Regions from separate parts of the Homo sapiens genome. Here regions 2 and 3 are each linked to region 1. Evidence: read pairs that join two places in POLR2A ChIA-PET (ENCODE). Cell type or tissue: MCF 10A. All regions are shown on one strand.

Region 1 (5,000 bases):
TGCAAGCTCCGCCTCCTGGGTTCAAGCGATTCTCCTGCCTCAGTCTCCCGAGTAGCTGGGATTACAGGCATCCGCCACCACACCCGGCTAATTTTTGTAATTTTAGTAGAGATGGGGTTTCACCATGTTGGTCAAGCTGGTCTCGAACTCCCGACCTCAGGTGATCCACCCGCCTCAGCCTCCCAAAGTGCTAGGATGACAGGTGTCAGCCACTGCGCCCGGCTCATGAGACTTTTTTGGGAGTGGGGGTGTTGCTGTGTCCCTTTCCCATGTGGAGGATGGGGTCCTGTTGTCTTGAGAGTCTTGGGAAACAGCTTGGCCTGGAAGTTGGGAGGGCCAGGGCTGTGGTCCTAGCTCTCCCTAAGCTGTGTGGTCCGCACATACTCCCTGCTTCCTCCAGACTTCCGCAACATGGAGAGGCCAGAGAAAACTGTGGTTTTCAGATTCTTCGTCACAGTCCCAGAAGGTGCCTTGGGTACTATCTGGGAGCGTGGGGGAGGCCCTGGTTGGAGGCCAGGTGGGGTGGTCCTCCCACTCCCCATGCTGCTCTCCTGCTCCTCACACTGACTCCTGGTGCTCCATGGAGCGGCTTCATCCTCATGTTTTACATATCAAGGGTCCAGGCCGACTTTGTCTGAAAATGGGAGTGCTGCTGCTAACATCAACCTGGGACTTTCTGGTAGGTGACTCCCAGGCTCCTTGTCGTCTGACATTTTGTGCCCTCTGACTTGGCATGGACTCCCGGAGGAGTGCCAACCTGTATATCAGGGTCTGGAGTGCTGTGGTCACTGGATTCCCTGAGGGCTGGAGTCCCTTGGGGTGTGGAGGGCAGAGGAGGCTGCCTCCAGGGCCTCTCTGGGGCCGGGCCGCCACTCAAGGGTAGAGCTTCCAGCGCTGCCCCAGTCTCCCCGCACCCTCGGGATGGGGGTCCCCTGAAGACAATAGTCCGTCTCAGAAGCAGTGTCTCACAGGAGGGAGGGGTGATATGGGCAGAAAGGCCCTGCCAGAGTGCTGGCATGTAGTAAGTGCTCAAGAAATATTTGAAATGAATGAATGGAATGATACCATCAAGGCCGCACCTCTGATCTGGTGATGAATTTTCCCTCGCCTCCCTTTTCTTCCTTCTCGCCCCTGCTCCCTCTTCCCCATCCTCTGCTTTGTCTGACTAGCCATAAGCTACCCCAGCCTGGGTTCCAGATTCAGCCTTATTCATAATCTAGAACAAAGACACTTCCCCAATGTGAGTTACAGTTTGTTCATCTGGAAAACAAACACGATGGGCTCAGGTTCCGAAGGCCCTTTGGTTCTCACCGTCTCTTTTCTCAGGGCATGGGAGTGATTTCTCAGAGTAGGGGTGGTAGAAGCACATGCATACACACACGCACACACACAGACACGCACGCACATGCACGCACATGCATGCACATGCACACACACGCACACATGCACACGCATGCACATGCACACACACGCACACATGCACACGCACACACACACACACGTGCACACACACACGCACACACAGGACTCAGTGCAGTGGTCTTGGCTGGGAAAGGTCCTTGCCCTCTGACCAGGAAGGAGCCCTCGGAGCTGAGGTGCTCCCAGACTCAGCACTGTTTGGGGCCTACAGGATGTGGTGTGGCCCACTCTAGCTCAGGCTGGGGGGTTCCTGTGGGTGTCAGGGGATGGGTGGCCATCCAACTGTGTCCACTGGGCTGGGCTGCCACAGTGACTTTGTGTATGACCTTCAGGGAGTGTGGGTGGCATGCATCAGGACGCCTATCTGTGTCGTTATGACTGGGCGTGAGGGAGGGTGCCACATGTCTAGCCAGCCAGGGAGCAGGGCCAGTTAGCTCCTGTTCCTGGGTGCCTCCTGGCTCTGGGGAGAATAGAAAATGATTCATGCAAAGGGGCCCTCCCTGTTTTGGCCACAGCCTGAGGAGTAAGGTGGCCTGGCTGTCTGCCTTTCCCTGCTGCCCACCAGGTGCCTGAGTTCTCCCCTCCTTCCTCGCCTCAGACCGCGTTTCTCCCTGGGGGTAGGTGGCTGCCCTTCCCTGCAGCCTGACACCCTCTCAGAGACAATTAGAGGAGTAGGCTGCCCATGCCTACAGCTATAAGAGTGAGTCAGCGTAGGGACCGGAGGGGATCAAGTCTCTCTGAATCCTGCGGCCAGACGGTCCCTGCACCAGAAGAAGTGGCCCAGTGAGGCCTGGGCTGGGATGCTGTGGTCAGCACTGATACCAGCTGAGTGGCTTTCCAGCTTGAGAAGACCTGCCAGGGACAGGAGAGGACAAGCTCCACCTGCCCACCACCCGCCTCGCCATCCTGGCTGCAGCCAGCTGGTGACTCATTCTCCTGGGGAGTGAGCCAGCTCCTCTCCTGGGGTACCCCAGCACCCTGGTGCAGGCTGGGTGGCCAGGAGTCCTGGGTGCCTCAGAAAACCTGTGCTGAGCCCAGGGCCCTGGTAAGCTGGGGAGGGAGGACTGAGGCCCTCTGTATGGGGTGGGGGTCGCAGCCAGACTTCTCTTGCTCCTTCTCCTGGCCCCCGCAGACTTCACCCTCCCTCTGGCCAAAGAGGAGGCTGCAACCCCAGATTACGTAATAGGTCCAAAATGCCTCGCAAGCGAGCAGCCCAGCCAGTGGCTAGACTCAGGAGTCCCCATTTCCCAGTACCTGCCACCAGAGCAAGTTCCCATTCCCTTCCTAGGCCGGGTGGGGGAGTGGGTGGTGCTTGCTCACCCCTGGAAAGAGCTGTGCTGCCTGGGAGGGGGTGGGGAGGCTTTCTCCAGAGACATGAATTCTTGGCCTGACCCCAGATGCCAGCCTGCCTGCCCAGCTCCACTCCAGAGTAACGCTGGGTGCACACACAGCCCCATTGTGTGCCTGGGCCCCGTGCCTGCCCAGGGCCTGGCACCGGCTCTATCAACAGCAGTGGCTCCGTCAGCTCCTCAGCAGCCCCTGCCAGTGCTTGAGCCCTTGGGCCCCTGGTGAGGAGGAAGAGGGAGGACTAGTGATTAAGGGTATGAGTCCTGGGTGGGGTACCAGGACCTTTTGGATACTATCAACTATGAGAGACAAGAGCAGGGAGACTTAGTCCTGTTCTCCGAGGAGGAAACTGAGGCCCTGAGAGGCTTCAGTAACTTGCCCAAGGCCTCATGGCTAGTGAGAAGCAGAGCCGGGGTTGGAGCCCAGAGCTGTGGCTGAGCCCCTTACTGGTCTCGTCACCCAATCCCAGACCAGGACTCAGGAAAAGGCACGGTGCCCTCTTTCCACAGCCCCACTTTGGGGAGCCTCTTTCTCGAAAATATATGTCCCCAGGGTAGAAGAGGACCCTGAGACGGTAGGATCTGGAGTCCTGTAGGACCCTGGAATGGTAGGATTTGGAGTCCTGTGTGCTTGTGAGAAACATGGGGGTTCATTTTCAAGGATGGTGCTGGTGGCCAGACAGGCAGAGCAGGTTTCCAGAGCTGGAGGACAGGCTCTGTGCCTCAGTTTCCCTGCTCTACCTGCACTGTACATCCACTGTGCCTTCTAGGAGGGGATAGAAATATTGAGGTGAGGTATGGCCGGGGCTGGGGACTGGACCCCCACTGCTGAGCTCTATAGGCTGTGCGAAGCCCCCTTCACCAACCCAGAACCCCACTCAATGCCTCATGATGGTTCTATTCTAAGTTGGGTCTGAGCCATCCACCTCCTCAGCTTTCCCAGCCTGAAGAGGCCTCTGAGCTGGGTGAGCCTGCCAAGGGGGCAGCCCAGCTCGGTGCCATGAGGGCCCTGCCTCTGCCGCAGGCCCATGTTCCCCCACCCCCCTGCCAAGGTGAGGGTGCCCAGACATGACCCTTTTGGGGCCTGCCCTGTGTTTTACTTTCCAGGCTAGGCTTATTCACTCAGAGAGGCTTGACCCCCTGGGGCTTGGGGGAGCTGAAGGGCTCCTCCCTTCTCCAACAGCCCACCCTTTTGTTCCCCTGTCTGTCTTGGGCATGAAGCCTGGCTCCCTCCTTCTACACCACCTCAGCGCTCTTAGCAAAGGGACAGGGAATTCTGCAGTGACTGCAGGATTGTGAAATGCCAGGGCTGGACCTTGGGGACAGGCAGGGAAGAGAGATGCTGGAAGGGGACACCGAGACTGTGTCCTTTCATACCCCACCTGGGAGGCCAGTCTCCTCCATTCTGCTGGCGCTCATTTTCCTGCATGTATACCATTCCCACCCACCAGTCAGCACACCTTCACCTAAGGCCACAGCGGTGGGGACGTTGAGCCCAGAGGGCCATGTCCGAGTGTCCTCTACCTGGAGCCTGTGTGGGAGAGGAGGAAACCAAGGGACAGCCCTCAAGGAGTTCACACTGCAGCTGAGAAAACCAGAGAGGTGACTTCTTTGTACCTGTTTCTCATTTGTAAAATGAGTACAGTAGTATTTCCTACTTCCTAGTGTTATTGGGAAGGCCAAATGAATTAATACATGATAAAGCCAAGGGCCTGGCACTGGCTCTATCACGGCTTTAGAAGCCATCCTTGATAGATGGTTTTACAACTCAATACAAGTTTTAGTATTATCCATAGTGGTAGAAGAAATACAATATATGCTATCAGGTGATGATGTTTTTTCCAAGCTGGATTGTAAAAACCATAGGGCAAGGGCTGTCTTATTCATCCTTGTATTCCTGTTTCAGACACAGAACCAGGCTTGGAACAGAGTAAGTAATTGTGCCCAAATGGTGATTAGAGGTGGGTGAAGTCAGGGTGTGCTGTCGGGAGGAGGAGGAGACCCTGGAGCAGGGCTTCCAGAGAGGAGGAGAAGTTGGATAATCTGTGGGAGAGGAACTGGGGGAGGGTCTGGGGGCCCAGATTGGGTTGGCGTGAGAGAGCAAGGAGGTCCCCTTGGCTGCACCCAGTGTTTGTTTAGGGAGAGGGATCCTGCATGCTTTGGAGGCCCAACTAGAGCGCTTGGACTTTATCTGGTAGGTAGTGGAGAGCAATTGGGGGTGATGGAGCAGGAAAA
Region 2 (5,000 bases), 87 kb after region 1:
AGGCTGAGGCGGGCGGATCATGAGGTCAGGAGTTCGAGACCAGCCTGGACAACATAGCCGGGTGTGGTGGCATGGACCTGTAGTCCCAGCTACTCAGGAGGCTGAGGCAGGAGAATCACTTGAACCCGGGAGGCAGAGGTTGCAGTGAGCTGAGATCGCGCTACTGCACTCCAGCCTGGGTGACAGAGTGAGACTCCGTCTCAAAAACGACAACAACAGAAAACAATAGTCATCAAATCATATCAATAGCACATCCTACGAACCATGACTTATAACCACTGATGTTAACCTTGGTCACTTGGCTGAGATCGTGTTTATCAGGTTTCTCCACAGTCAAGTTACCCCTCTCCTCTCCAAACTGTACTCTTTGGAAGGAAGTCACTATGTGCAGCCTATGCTTAAGGAGTCGGGAGCTCAGAGGGTTTTGGGGCATGTTGAATAAGGTTAGAAATGTAAAGTCCTTAGGGCAGTGCCTGCTGTGTGGCAAGCCCTATATAATGATTTACTGTTAGTGTGATGATGCCGAGACAGTCTGGAGGGGAGATCAGTGTCCACATAGAAAACATGCTTAGGACAGCTTGATAGATAGTGTACTGCATTAGGCCAAAGATGCCCCAGGAGTTTATGAGTATGTTACCATACAGGGCAAGAGGGACTTTGTAGATGTGATGAAGGGCGTGGAACCTTGAAATGGGAAGATTAGCCTGGATTATCCAGGTAGGCCAATCTCATCACATAAATCTTTAAAAGTGGAGAGCCTTGCCGGGCGCGGTGGCTCACGCCTGTAATCCCAGGACTTTGGGAGGCCGAGGTGGGTGGATCATGAGGTTAGGAGATCGAGACCATCCTGGTTAACATGGTGAAACCCCGTCTCTGCTAAAAAATAGAAAAAGTTAGCCGGGCATGATGGCGGGTGCCTGCAGTCCCAGCTACTCTGGAGGCTGAGGCAGGAGAATGGCGTGAACCCAGGAGGTGGAGCTTGCAGTGAGCCAAGATCGCGCCGCTGAACTCCAGCCTGGGAGACAGAGCGAGACTCCGTCTCAAAAAAGAAAAAAAAAAAAAAGTGGAGAGCGTTTTCTGGCAGAGATCAGAGAGAGAGTATGACAGCCTAGCAGAGGGCAGAGGCAGGCAGCAAGTGGGGGACTGTACCCTTCTTGGCCACCTTAGAGGGTAGAGAGAGGGAGCTAGGCCCCAGAAAGGCAGGCACTCTGCCAACACTTCAGCGTAGCCCCATGAGACGCGTGATGGGCCTCTGACCTGCAGAACTGCAGTAAGACAGGAAACTCACATTGTTTAAAGCCGCTGATGGAAGACTGGCAGCGATAGGAAACGAATTCATGTACTGACAAGCACAAGGCTGGAAGTGGAACCATAGTCCTAAAGCAAAAATGACTACTTACCAACTACGAATGAATCAGCCCTCCATCCTTGCAAGCTCAGTTTTTCCTAACAATAACAACCACGAAAAGAAATCAATGAGTCTACCATTTCTTGAGGGACAACTTCAGGCTAAGTGCTCCGCTAGGCCTTTTAAAATGTTGTGTCATGTAATCTTCACACCATGTAATACTCTTTCTATATTAATAGCGTAGACAGAGGGAGAGACCTCTTGTCCTTCCTTCTTCTCTCCCAGGTTAGCTCCTTGCTGATAATTAACTCTCAACAAGTCAAAATAAGCTCTTCAGTAAGCCAAAGTCCCTTTAAATCCAAAGAATTAGTTGGAGTGGTGTGTTTACTATCTTAGAGGCCTCAGTTCAAGAGTATCTAAAAGACAGTCTCGTAGGTTTGTCAGAACATCACCCGAATATCTGGAATATCCTGGAACCATTCATTCATTCAATACGCATCTGTTGAGCACCAACTCTTGAGCCCCTGCCCTCAAGAAGCTCAGTCTCTGTGGGGATAGTGAGGTGTGGACAGGCATCACCACAGCCTGGAGCAGTGTGGGTTGTAGCCGCCTTCAGGAAGCATACCGTGTTTATTTAACTGGGGAGGAGGCATAAGGCTGTGGCAATCTGGGAAGGCTTCAAGGACGTGGCGCATTTAACTTGGGCCTTTAAGAACAGGTAGGCTTCACTAAGCAAAGATAGTGCCAGAGGAATTCCAGGTAGGACAAGCAAACGCACAGAGGCAGGGGAACAGAGGCCCATGGATCTTCTATGTCTCATGGCATCCTTATTGAGTAGGTGCCAGTATTGTCCCCATTTTGTGGAAGAACAAACTGAGGCACAGAGCAGTTGAATGACCTGCCCTAGAGAACACTCAGCTTATAAATGGTAAGCTGGGTTTACAGCTGCAGTCTGACTACAGAACTCCCGCTCTTAGTCTTTTCTTCACATCTGCTGGGGAAATGCAAGTTTAGCAGGGTGAATTCAGATCATGGGTGCAAATAAGTGAAATGCATTTAACCATTCCCTTTGTCATTCAATAAATATTGACCACATACCCATTGGGTGCTAGCTCTGTGCTAGGGGACTTAGCAGTGCCCCCCAACCAGGAGCTCCCATCTGAAGGAGGAAGGAGATGTGTGGATGGAGACCTGCCTCACTACTCAGTGAGTGCCCCAAGAGAGGGGGACAGAGGAAGGAAATTGTGGATGTGAAAAGCTGGCTCCGGAGGAATCCTTTTTTTAGGAAGATAAGCGAGGGAGCCAAGTCAGTAGAGTCAGGGAAAAGCAGTCCAAGAGCCAGAAGTCAAGCCAAGAGGGCAGAACCACACCCACCCCTAACATCTGCAGGACCCAGGAAACCCCACGAACCGCCTCTGGCTCACAGCCAGCCTCTTTCTGTTCACACTCCTGGCTTGTCTTGCAGAGTGAGGAGCGTCATGTGAATGAGCATGCCAGTGCCAGCAATGCCTTCAGGCTCTGGCCTATAAACAGCTCCACCTATAAACAGCTGCCCCTGGTTACTCCTCAGGCGAGGGGACATGTACCAGAATCACACTTTAGCCTCATAAGGACAAAGCCAGGAAAAGGAGGAAAATAAAACAAAACCAAAAACAAAGGGGCATGAAGAAGCTTTTGGAGGTAATGGCTGTGTTTGTTACCTTGATTGTGGTGACGTTTTCACAGGTATATGCATAAGTCTAAATGCATCAAATCGTATATAGGAGATGGGTGCAGTTTTTTGTGTATCAACAACAAAGAAGAAAAAGGAGGAGCAAGAGGAGGAAGAAAAACATAAAACAGACATATAAAAAGAAAATAGATGATGGGGCTGGGGGAGGGGAGGAAGGGGAAGTGATGCCAACGGGTGCAGGATTTCCTTTTGGGGAGATGAAAAGGATCTAAACGTGACTGTGGGGATGGCTCACAAAGCTGAATAAATGAAAAACCGTTGAATAGTATTTAAATCTGTGAACTGTATGATACATAAATTACATCTCAATAAAGCTGTTACAAAAAATAGCTATATGCTGGGGCACGTGGAAGCTTCAATAAGCTTCAAGGAATTGAAATAATATTTTAGAAAATAAAAAGAATAATAGGCCAGGCACGGTGGCTCATGCCTGTAATCCCAGCAGTTTGGGAGGCCAAAGTGGGCGGATTGCGAGGTCAAGAGATCGAGACCTTCCTGGCCAACATGGTGAAACCCCGACTCTACCAAAAATACAAAAATCAGCTGGGCGTGGTGGCGCGTACCTGTAGTCCCAGCTACTTGGGAGGCTGAGGGGGAATTGCTTGAACCTGGGAGGCTGAGGTTGGAGTGAGCCGAGATCACGCCACTGCACTCCAGCCTGACGACAGAGCAAGACTCCGTCTCAAAAAAAAAAAAGAATAATAGGGCAGGCCAGGTTCAGTGGCTCACGCCTGTAATCCCACACTTTGGGAGGCTGAGGCAGGTGGATCACTTGAGGTCAGGAGTTTGAGACCAGCCTGGCCAACATGGTGAAATCCTGTCTCTACTAAAAATAAAAAAAATTAGCTGGGTGTGGTGGCACGTGCCTGTGGTCCCAGCGACTCAGGAGGCTGAGGCAGGAGAATCACTTGAGCCCAGGAGGTGGAGGTTGCAGCAGTGAGCCAAGATCGTACCACTGCACTCCAGCCTGGATGACAGAGCAAGACTCCATCTCAAAAAAAAAAAAAGAAGAAGAATAGGACAAACTGAGGGAGGAAGCCCTTGCAGGCTCTAGAAGAGAGCCTAGGGCTATTGGGGCAAATAATGTCCAAACATTGGTTACCTGGCCCATGGCCCAGCGACAAGTTACACGTTCCAGGGAGGTGTGTTTCTTTGACCCCGTGAGCTCCCTGCTCTATCAGGGACCCTGGTTGTCCAGGTCTAAAGGCCATTTTGGATAGAATCATGGAAGCCCTAAGAACAGGTTTCAGCCTTTCTCCCTCTTCTCCAGGGAGGCTGAGTGGAGCAAGGATAAATAAGAGGCCACTGGCCGGGCGCGGTGGCTCACGCCTGTAATCTCATCACTTTGGGAGGCCAAGGCGGGTGGATCACCTGAGATCAGGAGTTCGAAACCAGCCTGACCAACATGGTGAAACCCAGTCTCTACTAAAAATAGAAAATTAGCCGGGCGTGATGGCGCATGCCTGTAATCCCAGCTACTAGGGAGGCTGAGGCAGGAGAATCGTTTGAACCCGGGAGGTGGCGGTTGCGGTGAGCCGAGATCATGCCACTGCACTCCAGCCTAGGCAACAAGACTGAAACTCCGTCTCAAAAAAAAAAGAAAGAAGAAAGAGAGGCCACAAGGTGCCCGGGGCTTGGTGAGAGAGCAGTGTCTGTGTTGCAGGGGCTTGTGGAGACGTCCCAGGGCATTAGGTGGGGAATGGAAGGTGGAAGGCACAGAGCACTCTTTCAAGAAATTTGGCAGTGAGAGGAAATATAGCAAGAGGAAAAGAGCTGGAGAGGGAGGGAGGACAGAGGGAATGTTTTTGTTTGTTTGCATTTAGAGGGCAGTAGACAGGAGTATGTTTTCGTCTGAGGGAAAAGGAGTGTGGAGAGAGAGAGGGACTGAAAAATCAGAGGTAGAGGGAAGGGAATGAAAAG
Region 3 (5,000 bases), 76 kb after region 1:
ATGGCGCTGGTGGGGAGGAAGGCAACGACTTAGACAGTGGAGATTCCAATTATGAAATCCGGGTCCACACTCCTGCACGCGGTTCCCCTGGCCCTGAACACATCCCAGAGGTTCCTGACTTCTCCTTGACCCGGACTTCCATTTGGGAGCTTCGGCTTAGGCATCTGGCCAGTGAGGGGAAGGGACTGAGAACCAGGGCCGGCGAGGCCCCTACTCCAAACCCCTTCAGGGAGTCACAAACCGTACTTGGCGTGAGAGGCTCCCCCAGGAATCGCGGGTAGGTTACAGACGGCGCCAGGCGCGGGACGGGGCATTTCACTTGGGCTGAAGACACTGGGTTGGGGTGCGTGTGTGTGCACAGGGCAGGGGCGGCGGGGACTGGCCGGCACGAGAGGGAAGGAAGGCGAGGGAGAAGGGATGGCAAGAAAGAGGGGAGGGGCTGGGTCCTGCAGCCGCTCGCGGCAGACAAAAGTTTTCGGGAAGCGCTGGGCTCTGGTTGGGCTGGGGGAAGGGAAGTAGAGAAAGATTCAGACAACGCCCCCTCCCCCACACCAGGCCCCCACAAATATTTACACACTGGGCAGAAACAGTTGAGACACAAATCCCAGACGGACAGACACCGCGGAGTGTATGTGTGTGTGTTTGTGTGTGTGTGTGTGTGTGTCTGGTGTCGGGAGTTGCGGGGAGTTGGAGCCAACTTGGCGCAGCCGCAGCCTCTGTTCAGGGCCCTGCCTCCCTCGCCCAGCCCCCTACTCTCCTTGGACCAAGTCCTCAAACCCAGACTTTTCGTCCCTACCCCCACCAAGCTCCCTGGAACGGTCTCCCCGCGTCTGGGGACGGAGAGGAGAACTAATAACTGGCCCCTTCAGCCGCCCACCCGCCCCTGTCCAGCTTCGCTCGCCACTCCCGGTCCTACCTGGGCCCGGGGCTGCGCTGGGGGCTCCATAGGGCGCGTCGCAGCCAGAGGGGCGCTGGCCGCTCACCTGGTACATCGGCCCCGGACCTGCGGAAAACAGGGCTCAGCGGGCGGCGCCGGAGGCGGGCAAGGGGCGATTCCCCCGCAGATGCGCGCCTCCCACGTCCACTCACTCGTGCGAGCCGTGCTACGCTCTCTTCCAGCCGGATCCCCGCGCGGGGCCCGCCATGCGCGCCTGCTCCGGGCGCCCCTGCCCAGGTCCCGCTGGCTCCCGGGTGCTCGCCTGGCGCCCCTTCCCCTCTCACTCGCTGCTTTCTCCCATTTCGGCGCCAGCTCACGCCGTTCGCCCCTTCCTTCTTCCTTCTCTCCCTCCAGCCCCCCTCGCTCCTCCCCTACTCGCCTCTCCCCTCCCCTCTTCCCTGGCCCACCCTCTCCCCGCCCCCTCCTCGCCTTCTCAGTCGCCCCTCTGCGGGTCCCCTCCCCCGCGCCGGGCTTGGCCCAGCCAGGAGCCGGACACGTCTGTCCGCGGGGCGCCCGAGGCCCGAGCCCCCACAGGAAGCCGGCTGGGCGCGCTTCCTCCGCGCTCTCGGAGCGGGGCCTCAGTCTCCCCGACTCCCTGCTCTCTGAGGCCCGGAGATCCGCGGGCTGCACGTTTTCCTTTGCCTGTCCAAACTCTGCAAAAGTTTCTGGAAAATCAGGAGAAAGAGAGAAACCTCAACCACTTCGTGGAACTGTCTGAATAATTGCGGCCTCCAAATCTCTTTGCCCCAAAGATGGGCGCGATCAAGTTTCTCAGTCACGTTTTACCCACCCCCTCGGTCTCCTCCCGGGGTCCTAAGCCAGGGACAGGGATCTGGGCTCCCAGGCCACCCGCCCACAGCGCCAGAGTTGTCTGTCCGGGAAATCCGGTTAGTGACCAACCAGCCTGCCCTGTGCCGCAGCAGCCCAGAGCATCCTCGACCCTCCTGCCCCTACCAGCTGTGCGTGGGAATGTGTGTCAGAAAACCGACTTTGGGGGCAAAGAGAGGTCCTCCGAATTCAGCCCTTCTTTGGGATCCAGACTGAATCCGAGGGCTTCTAAGATGAGGGTTCGGGGAGAAAGGGGAGGGAGGGAGCCTCTCCCGGTGGGGCCAGCCGGGCGGCGCGTCTGGATGGTGAGCCGTGGTGGTAGGAAGAAGCCGCTGCCAGGCAGTCCAAGAGGGTTCAGGGGCCCTCAGCGCGACCCCGGAACCTGGTCCCCGAGAATGGGGAAGACTTTGGAGCCTGCGGCTCTCCAGGTGGGGCTGGGCGGGCCCGTGGGATGATGCTCAGGTGGGGCAGCCCCCTGGGGTGACAGCGTCTCGGCCGTACTTGTCTAGGGCCGCCTAGGAGCCGCGTCTGGGCTCCCCGCCACGAGGGCCAGTGAGCACACTGGAAGGCAGCGGCGGCACCAGGCCACCTTTTCTAGTCCCGAGTCCAGCCGGGTCTGGAAGTGGAGAGCTGGGACGCAGGAGGCCGGGCGTCCCAGCTCCCCACTTCTTGGACTCTCCTAGCCCCCATAGTCGCTACTTACGGCTATCGCAGGTCCTGGGGCGCCGTCGGGGCCAGGACCGGGATGGCCCCCACGGCGCCGGCAGCGCTCTCGGCACCCGCGGCCACGTCCCAGCGATGGGCTGGGGTGGTTGCGGCCCGGAGGAAGGTGGGGCGGGACAAGAAGAGAGTGTTCCGCCCCCCAGGCCGGGCTGCTAGCCGCGGGGGTCTGTCCTAGTGCCCCAGGAGCCGGCCGGGATCCGGCTGCTGTCCGGGAGCTCTGGAGAGCTGAGCCAACTCCCGCTTCCTGGCACGGGCTGAGTCACCCGGACGGGACGCGCCCGCGCCTGGGCCTGGCGGCTGCTGCATTCTTACCTGCTTACCTGGGCGCGCACGCTGGGCCTCACCCACCTCCGAAGGCAATCCTCACCGTCTCTCTCCGTTTCCTCCCGCGTATAGGGCCCCCTCCCGAACCCCAGACCTCAGTGCTGCACCCCTCCCCCTGCTTTCTCGTCTCAATCCAGGGCCCCTAAACTCTGCATCAGCTCAGTCCCGGAGCCTTACTATTCCAAGTCGCCTGCTTGATCTCAAAAGTCCTCTGAATCTGGCCCAGTACTAATGTCTGTTTTGTTGGAAATGTAAATTATGCTTTAAATTTAATCACGCATGCTGGTTATACAGGTGTGCTCATTTTGTAAGGATGCAGCAAGCTGAACATTTATGATGCAGGCACTTGTTTGTATGACTATTATACTTGAATAAAAAGTTTTTAAAAATCAACACATTAAAATCAACATTCCAGTTCAGAGCATGATAGGATATGATGGCCAGGCTGGAGGCCTGGCATGGGAGCCCAGTTTCCAGACCCACCATCTACTATATTTCTTTGGGGAAATCCCTTTGCCTCTCAGCCTCAGGAGGGATGAGCACTGGGGCCCAGGACCAGGACTGGGGTGAGGTAAGTGAGACACTCACCTGGTGTGCAAGATTTCGGGGATGCCAAGATAAGGAATTTTTTTTTTGGAGGCAGGATTTTGCTCTGTCCGCCAGGCTGGAGTGTGGTGGTGAGATCTCAGCTCATTACAATCTCCACTTCCCAAGTTAAAGCAGCTGGGACTACAGGTGCTTGCCACCACACCTGGCTAATTTTTTTTAGTAGAGACGGGGTTTTACCGTGTTGGCCAGGCTGGTCTGGAACTCCTGACCTCAAGTGATCTGCCTGCCTTGGCCTCTCAAAGTGCTGAGATTACAGGCATGAGCCACCGTGCCCAGACTGATGAGGAATATTTTAAGGCAATATTTTAATATACCAAATGGGCAAACTACAGTTCTTTGGGCCAGCTGCCTTGTTTTTTTTAAATAAAGTTGTATTGGAAACAGGACCAGGATTAAGGTAATTAATCACGCAAGTTCAGGGTCAGATCCTGTCTTTATCTAAAATGTTGGCATTTTGTTTATCATAGACTTTTTGGCATTAATTTGGATTTTTATACATATTGCAGGAAAATATTGTTTTATCTTAATTACTGAGTTTTTTGATGCCCCCTTAAGTTTTGAACCTGAGCCAAGTGCCTCATTCACTCCAGGTTTCACATGCCTCACCCTAGACCCGGCCCTGTTATTGTCTCTTCCTGAAGGACCTGTCCAGGAAGCCAGGGTAAATGAGGGGAGATCAAAGGTGTTCCCCCACCCAACACTGTCACACACACACATATGCACAGCACCAAGTGGGCTCTGCACCCAAGCCCAGGCCCAGCTTCCCCGGGGCCCACCGATCAGTTCAGAATAAAGCGCAAAGTCCCTCAGTCTCCATGAACTGGGCCCCACCTGCCTTGGCCCTCATCTCCCCTTACTTATTCCCTGCCAGCCATGCTACTTCCTTTTCTCGGTTAATTTGCCAGGCACCTTCTCGCCTCAGGGCCTTTGCCCTTGCTCTTTCCTCTGCCCAGAATGTGCATCCCCTAGATACCCACATTGGCCCTTTCCTCGTTTCTTCTGCTTATGTCAGCTTCTAAGAGAGGCCGTCCCAGACTTCTCACTCTCTGCCCCCAACACCATTTTATTATTCTACCCAGACTTTTTCAGCACTTGGCCTATTCTATATTTGCTCATCTGTTGGTAGAGTGAAAGGCCCTGAGAGCAGGGACTGGCTTGTCTACTAGTGTATTCCCTAGAGATGTGTCTGCCACAGAGAGTGCAATACATTTTCCAATTTCAGAGGTTGGAAAACAGAGGCCAGAGAGGGGAAAGAGCTAATGCAAGTCATGTAGTGAGTTAGTGGCAAAACCTTACCAAATCCCAACTTTCCAGACTCCCACCTCAGTATTCTTTCCTGCCTTCCAGGGCTTATTCCCCACTCTCCACCCCAGAGCCTTCCAGGCAACAAAGGGGACAGAACTGCCTTGCACGGGCTCTGCCCCTCACAATACCCTTCAAAGTGGAGCAGGCCAGCTCACAACTCCTCCCTTGCAGTTCATTCCGCAAGACCACAAGGTCTGGCCCAGCTCCAGCCTCTGGCGCCCACCCCTCCTTGGTGGCCAGCAGAACGCACAGCTCTTCCCCCACTTCCTGTCTC

The links. ChIA-PET counts read pairs that join two places held together with the same protein. Peaks named below come from ENCODE experiments on the same cell type or tissue, not always from the same donor. Only the 100,000 strongest peaks of a DNase experiment are listed, where the experiment ranks them.
Region 2: POLR2A ChIA-PET joins it to region 1 with 7 read pairs; 2 of 35 experiments call an interaction of 5 or more read pairs at or near these places.
Region 3: POLR2A ChIA-PET joins it to region 1 with 8 read pairs; 1 of 35 experiments calls an interaction of 5 or more read pairs at or near these places.

The regions. Positions count from the first base shown.
Region 1 is chr6:41,710,612-41,715,611 of GRCh38, reverse strand. All of the region lies in intron 1 of TFEB (transcription factor EB), which reads left to right. Among named protein-coding and RNA genes, the nearest start is that of MIR10398, 20 kb to the left of the region's middle. RefSeq lists enhancers at 1,360-2,083, 2,084-2,809. In MCF 10A, no CTCF peak of the experiment used is centred here; DNase peaks (open chromatin) are centred at 1,901, 2,341 and 2,691.
Region 2 is chr6:41,623,425-41,628,424 of GRCh38, reverse strand. No RefSeq gene overlaps it. Among named protein-coding and RNA genes, the nearest start is that of MDFI, 13 kb to the left of the region's middle. In MCF 10A, no CTCF peak of the experiment used is centred here; DNase peaks (open chromatin) are centred at 1,294 and 2,774.
Region 3 is chr6:41,634,742-41,639,741 of GRCh38, reverse strand. MDFI (MyoD family inhibitor) reads right to left here and starts at 1,274. Exons shown (of 5, transcript NM_005586.4): 1 at 1,090-1,274; 2 at 917-1,003. The coding sequence starts at 992. RefSeq lists enhancers at 4,495-4,995, 4,996-5,000. In MCF 10A, no CTCF peak of the experiment used is centred here; a DNase peak (open chromatin) is centred at 2,761.